2 separate regions of the Homo sapiens genome follow, and region 2 is linked to region 1. The links are chromatin contacts, found by Hi-C in ENCODE. All regions are on one chromosome and are shown on one strand. The core of a region is the stretch at or near the end of the contact, and the rest is flanking DNA. Distances in the headings are between cores, read along the strand shown. Region 1 overlaps PALM2AKAP2 (PALM2 and AKAP2 fusion). Region 2 has its middle 6.6 kb from the start of C9orf152.

Region 1 (3,793 bases), core at 649-3,148:
CAATTTAATTTTGAACACATGTATATCTGACACCAAGACTCATCTATCAACCATTAAGCTATATCATTGCATAAGCAGTTCCCTGTAACTGGATTGGAAGGTTTGAGATAATGGTGAGAATGGTGAGAAAGAATGATGGAGAGATGGACTGTCTTGTATGCCATTTTAGGTAGAGTTTGGATTTTATCCTGTGGGTCATGGGAATCTCTCAGGAAGTGATCTAGTTGGATATGCATTTTTGAGAGAGTACTCCACTGTAGTATATGAAGTAATTTGAATTGGGAGGGATGGGGAGTGGGCAGTAAGACCACTCAGAGGTGGCTATCTTGATACTGATCCAAGAATGAAATAGGGATAGACTGACATGAGAGAGTGGCTGTGGAGATGGTGAAGAAGGCATGGATTTGATAGTTATGTGGTTGAATTGCTGGAACTTGGTACTGATTGAGTAAAGGGTGAGAGGTATGGAGAAATAAAGTTGATAGCCATGTTTCCAGCATAGACAAGGGGATGGTTGATGTTGAACATGGAAAGAGGGACATATTTTGGGGAAAAGTGATGAGTTTATTTTGGACATGTTGAGATCATAATACCTTCGGAATATACATGTGAGATGCCTGATAGGAAATAACATGTAGGTATGGAATTCAGGAAGGAGATCTGGTTTTGGGGACTTCAGTAAATCTGCATCAAATAGTAACTTTAGCCATGGATGTGAATGAGGCTATCCAGGGAAAGAATGCAAAATATAAGGTCAACCTGGTGACTCACTGTGCTGAGGGAAGCCAGGGAAGCAGAAGGGGAGTCAGGGTAGACAGAAACAGGGGGGTAGGTGAAGATGAAAGAACTTTCCAGGAAGGAGGGAGTGATGCATGGTGCCAAATGCCACTGACAGGCAATGGTACACATTCTAAAAAGTGTCCATTGAACATACCAACTAGAAGGTAACTGGTGGCCCTCACAAGAATGGAAAAGCAGGTTCAGTGAGGTTGTGGAGTGTGGAGTTCAGCTGAGAGGAAGTTGGGGATTAAATGAAGTCTTTGTCTCCCTAAGTGGTGTGGCTGTGAAGGAAAGAAGAGAAGTAAGTCTTAGCTAGAGAGGGCATAGGATTTGCATGGATTGTTTTAAGAAGAGGAAGTCTAAATTCTTAGGTGAAGGAGTTAGGAGAAAATAGTGAAAGAGGTGAAATGCAGGTGAGTGGAGGATAAATGATGGTATGGGGTCCCTGAGAGGTCAGGGCATGATGGAATTCAAGGTACTGGTTATTAGCCTTTTTATGTACAAACAAAAAAGATATTGATGTTCTATTTATGCTAAGTATGGGCTTGTCCTGGGGAGAAAGTATCTTTAACTGAAGCTAGAGAGTTGACAAGGAACATGTACAAAGATCCCTGGACAGTGTTGAGAGCTCAGATAAGGTTGGAGACCACAGATTTGTAGTGTCGTTCTCCTACACTCCAGGGCACCTTATGTAGGTGTTTGATCTTGGGAAATGAGACTGTGCTTAGCTCTCATTTGGGATTTTTGCCAGATACCTGGATGTAGCCAAAGGACGAGGAGGCAAGATTGTTGAGGATATAGGAAGACAGTGCAGTGATTGGAATGGATTGTTCACATGATCTTAGGCGAAAAGACATAAAAATGAAGACAGGAGGGCTATGATGGACTGGGATAAGATAGAGGAAGCTGGAGATTAGAAGATTTGAAAAGACCCAAGAGCAGAGGTGTGAGGACAAGCCAGTGAGAGACAGGGAAAGAGGCGAGGCTGTGGTTGGAGTCTGGGCCGCTGCACCTAAACAGTTCCACATTTAGTGATGAGGCCAGATTTCAGCCCTGAGTGCAGATCGTTGAGGAGAGTGAAGATCAAGGTCATCAGAGTTGAGGTTTTCAGGAAACTGTGGGAATAGGGTTGAATGAGTCATGAACACAAACACTGAAGTCACCCCGGATGATGGTGGGATTTCATATAGCTCCTGTGAGCCAAGGAATGAAGTCATCAGTGGATGTACGGAAGTGACCAGAAGATCAGCTGGGGACAGAGTTAAGGAGAGAGGGAACAAGGGAACAGATGAGACTTTTTCCATGAGGGCAGAGGAGTCATGGTCTGGAAATGACATGAAGGAGAAAGAAAAGTGCCAAACCCACTTCCTGATCCTAATGCCATCTGGCTTAAGAGCCCATATTCATTGAGTCTGAAATGCAACGGACAACTACCAGTTTGTCTGGAGGCGGTACAAATACTCTTCTAATATTTTTTTAAAAACTATAGGATGTAGTCTATTTTCAACTTTATTCAACCAGATTTATTTACCCCTACCGAGTTTTCTAAATCAGTGAATCAGTATTTTAAGGAATAAATCTTAGGCACATAAAATGATAGGAATAAAATATGTATTATAAAGCTTCTTTAATCAATACAAGCTATTCTTATAAGTCTATTGGTTAATGTCTAGATTGCCGTGCCCACTTAAAATGGGAAAACATTCCAGTTGGCACTTTGTGGATGTTGAGTTGCTACTTGGACACAGTTACTGGCCTTTTGGTCTGATCAGAGGCCAATTTTGAGCTAGGAGTTTCCCATGCATATGCATGATGTCCTACTATCTGTGATACATGCTGGGCATCTGAGCCTGCCTGGTATGCTAATGATCAGACCAGGGAAATGCACATCACTGTGAGTCACAAGGGTAGCACGTCTAATCTAAAAAATTCAAACCCCTATAATTAGAGTTCAGATGTCTTCATAGCTCTATTCCTCAGATTTTTTTGATCTGAAAAACAAAAGCAAACAACAAACAATTGTGTAAAAATAGACAGTCTAGGCTTGTGTAAATTTGCAGTGGAAATCTGCCTCTCTGATGAGCCATACAGTGTCTATGGGTTGAAAAACGAAATTCAGAAAGCAAATAGTTGGTCACCTTAGAGCCCAGAGGGATGCTCAGAATTCCCTAACCTCACAGCGGTGACTACTGAAAGTTTCATTCTGTTTTATGACTTGACTTGCAGCGAGGAAGGTAGCACAGCTGTAAACCAGCTGTATTTTATTTACGCTTGGAAACAGGGCCCCTTTGTTCCAAATGTTCCTGGCCCCCTCCCTCAATTTCATGGATTTAGGTTGTTAGTGGAAAAGTAGTTGTTGAAATATCAGTTCACTCTTGGAACCTGCCACTCACCAGGACTTCTGGCAACCAGTGAGCCTTTTTGTGATATGCAGCAAGGTAAAGAAGTCGTTAAGTGGATCTCCCACATGTTCCTCTGTGACTTCATTCATAGAAATGCGCTGATAACTGAGTTACATTAAGCGCAGTCTTCCCAGCTGTCTGAGGACATAAGGGATGTAGCGCCTCCTAGTGGAGGGAATTTCTTAGCATGTGTTCAACCCCGCACATATTTTTGGAATGAGGCAAGGTATTTAAAAATAGTGTACGCTAATGAATGTATTTATTATATCTGGGTAGCAGCGAAACAGAAAAGGTATAAATAAGCCTTTCGAAAAATGTACTTGCTACACAATCTCTTTTTTTTTGACAAGTCAGCCCTTGAATACAAATAATCTTTTAATGGTGAAAAAAATGACTGAATCATAGCATCTTATAAACATAGGAGCTATGGGTATCAATAACATGGAAACTGAAGCTGTGGTTATTTTTGAGTGGAAGAAGAGGGATTAAAATTGGCGTGGGGCACATGGAGAGGCTTCTGGAAGTGGCTAGCAATTTCTATTTATTTTTAACTGGGTGGTGATTACAAAGGTGTTTGCCTTATAAAAATTCATTTAGCTAAACATTGGTTT
Region 2 (3,624 bases), core at 65-2,564, 400 kb after region 1:
GTTCTTTGTCTTCTAGAACACTCCTTTACTTACTTTCACCTCAACCGTATCTTCATTATATTTCCATCCTTGGCAGCAACCACATGTCCCCTAGCTAACTTGTAAACACCTTCAGTTCTCAGCTTTAAAAAGTGGTACAGTGTAAGGATTGAGAGCATGAACTATGAAGCTAGACTATGCGGGTTTGCGTCTTATCTTCCCTATTCTTAGCTACTCTCCCCTTGCTCTCTAGAGTCAAGTGTGCCTTTGGGTTAGTTAAGTGACTGGAGTCTTGCTCTGTCACCCAGCCTGGAGTGAAGTGGCGTGATCTCAGCTCACTGCAAGCTCAGCCTTCTGGGTTCAAACGATTCTCCTGCCTCAGCCTCCTCAATAGCTGGGACTACAGTTGCGTGGCACCACACCCGGCTAATTTTTGTATTTTTAGTAGAGATGGGGTTTCACTATGTTGGCCAGGCTGGTCTTGAACTCCTGACCTCAGGTGATCCACCTGCCTCGGCCTAAGTGCTGGGATTACAGGCGTGAGCCACCACACCCGGCCTAAGATGTCCTCTCTTAGCAGTATGCCTTTGGGCCAGTTACTTAACTTCACTGTGCCTGCAGATAGAGCGATTACCAAAGAGAGGGAGCCGGCTTGAGCTGAGCAAACAAGCAAAACGGACTTCATCAAGCATTGCCTTCCAGGTGCTAGGCACGTGACAATATTGCGCATGTGTTGACTCATTTAATCTGTTTAACTCTATAAAGTAGATGCCAAATTATTATTATTATCATCCCCATTTTCCAGATGGGAAACTTGAAACTCAGCAAGGGACTTTCCAACTCCAAATGCTTTTCCTCTCCGGAGCGTCACTGCTCTATGCCAGTTACATACAGAGTAATATATTGGAATGCTATTTGCCTGGGGACAGTAAAGTCCCACCTCCAGCCTTGATCAGGATCCAGGTGTAGTCAACAGATCCCAGTCTGGCTAATTTAAGCAGAAAGAGATTTCACATGGGGAATTGGTGCTGGTAAAATTATTAGCAGAGCAGGAAGAGCAACATTAGGCCTCCAGACCACTCTTCCTCTACCCTTGTAGTTTTTCCAAAGATGGATAAACACTATCTTTCATCTCATATACCCTTTGGCAACTGAGCTTGCCATTCCCTCATCAAGAGGTGGAGCCTGTATCACTTTCTTAAGTGTGAGTTGGTTGAGTGGTATCATTTGGCTAACAGAATGTGGTAGAAATGACTCTGTGTCTGTTCCTGGTGTAGCCCTAACTGCGGCTTCTGGCAGCTTCTGATTCCTGCTGTTTGGAATGCTGACTGTTGGGATGTGCCTCCTCTGAGCCTGGACACCACGTCATGGGCAGCCTGAACAACACAGTGAGGTGTGTCACGGTAGGTGCGTCAGCCACCAAATTCTGGTGAATTCCCAGCCAATAGCTGGCTTCAACTGCCAGAGAGTGAGACCCCAGGACATCCAGCCCAGTTGAGCCATCAAATAACTGTAGCCCGGTGCACATCTGAATGTAACGTCATAAGAGAGCCCAAGGGAAGCTTACCTACTTGAGCCCAGTTTATGCTTAGACCATGAGAAGTAATAATAAATTTTGTTTTAAGTCACTAAGTTTGGGGATGGTTCATTACACAGCAACAGATAACTGGAATATTTCTGATTATGTATGAGTATACTACCACTGCTGCTGAAGCTGCTGAACAGGAAAACCACCTGCCAAATTAGGAAACTTCTAGGACAGCTCTTTGCCCCCAAACCACACCACCTGGGCCATGAACCACACCTACAAAATGGGCGCCTGCATCCTGCCTCTTTGCCCATAGAATCTTAGGAAAGCACAGCTGATTGCTCAACCCAAAGCATGTCCAGAATCCTAACTGCAAGGAAATCTGGGAAATGTAGCTTTTAAAAGCTCCCCAGCCTTTGTAAGATAAAAGATTTAAATGGATATCGAAATAAGCAATCCACAGTACAGCCACCCATCCTAATTCCTAAATCACCAAGCAATAGCAAGACTCAAGAAAATAGAGGGAATGTTTAAAAAAGTTATGCTGCATAATTCAGACTCTTTTCACCCAAGATATCTTTTGCATTTATTATTCTATAGACCTTTGGGACACAGCTCAGCACACTCAATTATTATCATGTTCAAAGAGATCTTAGCTGTATCTGGCTGTATTTCTATATCTCTTCTGAAAGTTCTTTGATCTTTGCTATCCACTTAGCAAATACACAAGGCAAAAGAAACAAATGATAGCACTTGGTGATTGGTTACATTTTAACCAAAAGGATGCAGAAATCTTTGTAGGTTGTCATTGTACATAAAAATGGAATATTTTATAGTCTTAAAACATAGGTAAGTTTTATTTTAAAATTGGTTGTAGGTTGAGCTTTTTATTTATGTGGGGTAAAACTCACACTATAGAAAACTCACCATTTTAACCATTTAACATAAACAGTTCAGCAGCATTTAGTACATTCACAATGTTGTACAATCACCACCTCTATCTACTTCTAAAACATTTTCATCACCCCAAAGAGAAACCTCATATCCATTAAGAAGTCATTCTCAGCGGTGGCTCATGCCTGTAATCCCAGCATTTTGGGAGGCTGAGGCAGGTGGACCACCTGAGGTCAGGAGTTCGAGACCAGCCTGAGTAACATGGAGACACCCCGTCTCTACTGAAAACACAAAAATTAGCAGAGTATGGTGGTGCACGCCTGTAATACCAGCTACTGGGATTACTGAGGCACAAGAATCTCTTGAACCTGGGAGGCGGAGGTTGCAGTGAGCCGAGATGGAGACACTGCACTCCAGACTGGGTGAAAGAGTGAGACTCAAAAAAAAAGAAGTCATTCTCCCTTCCCTCTGTTCCCAGCCACTGGCAATCACTCTGCTTTCTTCCTTTAAACATTTGACTACTCTGGATATTTCAAATAAGTGGAATCATACAGTGTGTGACTTTTTGTTCTGTTTTCTTTCACTCATCATGTTTTCAAGGTTCATTCTATGTTGTAGCATATATCAACACTTCACTCTTTCTTATGATTGAACAATACTCCATTGTGTGGATATATCTTTTATTGTTTATCTATTCATTCACTGATAGACATTTGAGTTGTTTCCACCTTTTGGCTATTGTGAATTGTGCTGATATGAATACTCATGCTAAGTTTTTGTTTAAATACCTATTTTCTATTCTTTGGAGTATATACTCAGGAATGGAATTACTGGGTCATATGATTGTTGTATGTTATTTTTATTGCAAAACTTACTTGGCTGAAATTGTGTTGCATTTTGATGATACTGAAAGATTTTTGCATTGTATGTTTTGGCTTTTCTGTTGATATTCCAAGAGCTCTGCCCTATAGCAGGCTGGCTTTTGTGTGTTAGTTGGTTAGTGTGTTTGGTCTTTTAGAAAGGGGATTACAGTTTATAATTTTTCATCATGTGCTGGCAAAATAACTCCCTGGCTAGAAACAAGATTTGGACAGGAAACAACAGCTTCTGACCTATTTGTAATTCTTTTCCCATCCCTATTATTTCAAATGGATTGAAAGTCAATTAGAAAAAATGCACAGAAGTTCTCCCAGATTTATTTTTCTGTGTCCTATCAGAATCAT

Evidence for each region. Hi-C counts contacts between places; a loop is a spot of excess contacts on that map. Pooled maps may share reads with other maps.
Region 2: a loop to region 1 is called in a map of endothelial cell of umbilical vein, with 4 times the contacts of the local background. The contact joins two enhancer-like sites. A Hi-C loop is called at or near these places in 1 of 168 maps with a recorded cell type or tissue (endothelial cell of umbilical vein), 5 of 37 single-sample maps with no recorded cell type and 12 of 50 pooled maps.

What each region holds. Positions count from the first base shown.
Region 1 is chr9:109,814,718-109,818,510 of GRCh38, forward strand. The region is part of intron 1 of PALM2AKAP2 (PALM2 and AKAP2 fusion); the gene reads left to right. Among named protein-coding and RNA genes, the nearest start is that of PALM2AKAP2, 36 kb to the left of the region's middle. RefSeq lists an enhancer at 1,481-2,680. Within about 2 kb of position 1,899, at least 9 of the 41 ENCODE cell types and tissues checked have a DNase peak (open chromatin) inside an H3K27ac peak, as active enhancers do.
Region 2 is chr9:110,212,962-110,216,585 of GRCh38, forward strand. No RefSeq gene overlaps it. Among named protein-coding and RNA genes, the nearest start is that of C9orf152, 6.6 kb to the left of the region's middle. Within about 2 kb of position 1,315, at least 6 of the 41 ENCODE cell types and tissues checked have a DNase peak (open chromatin) inside an H3K27ac peak, as active enhancers do.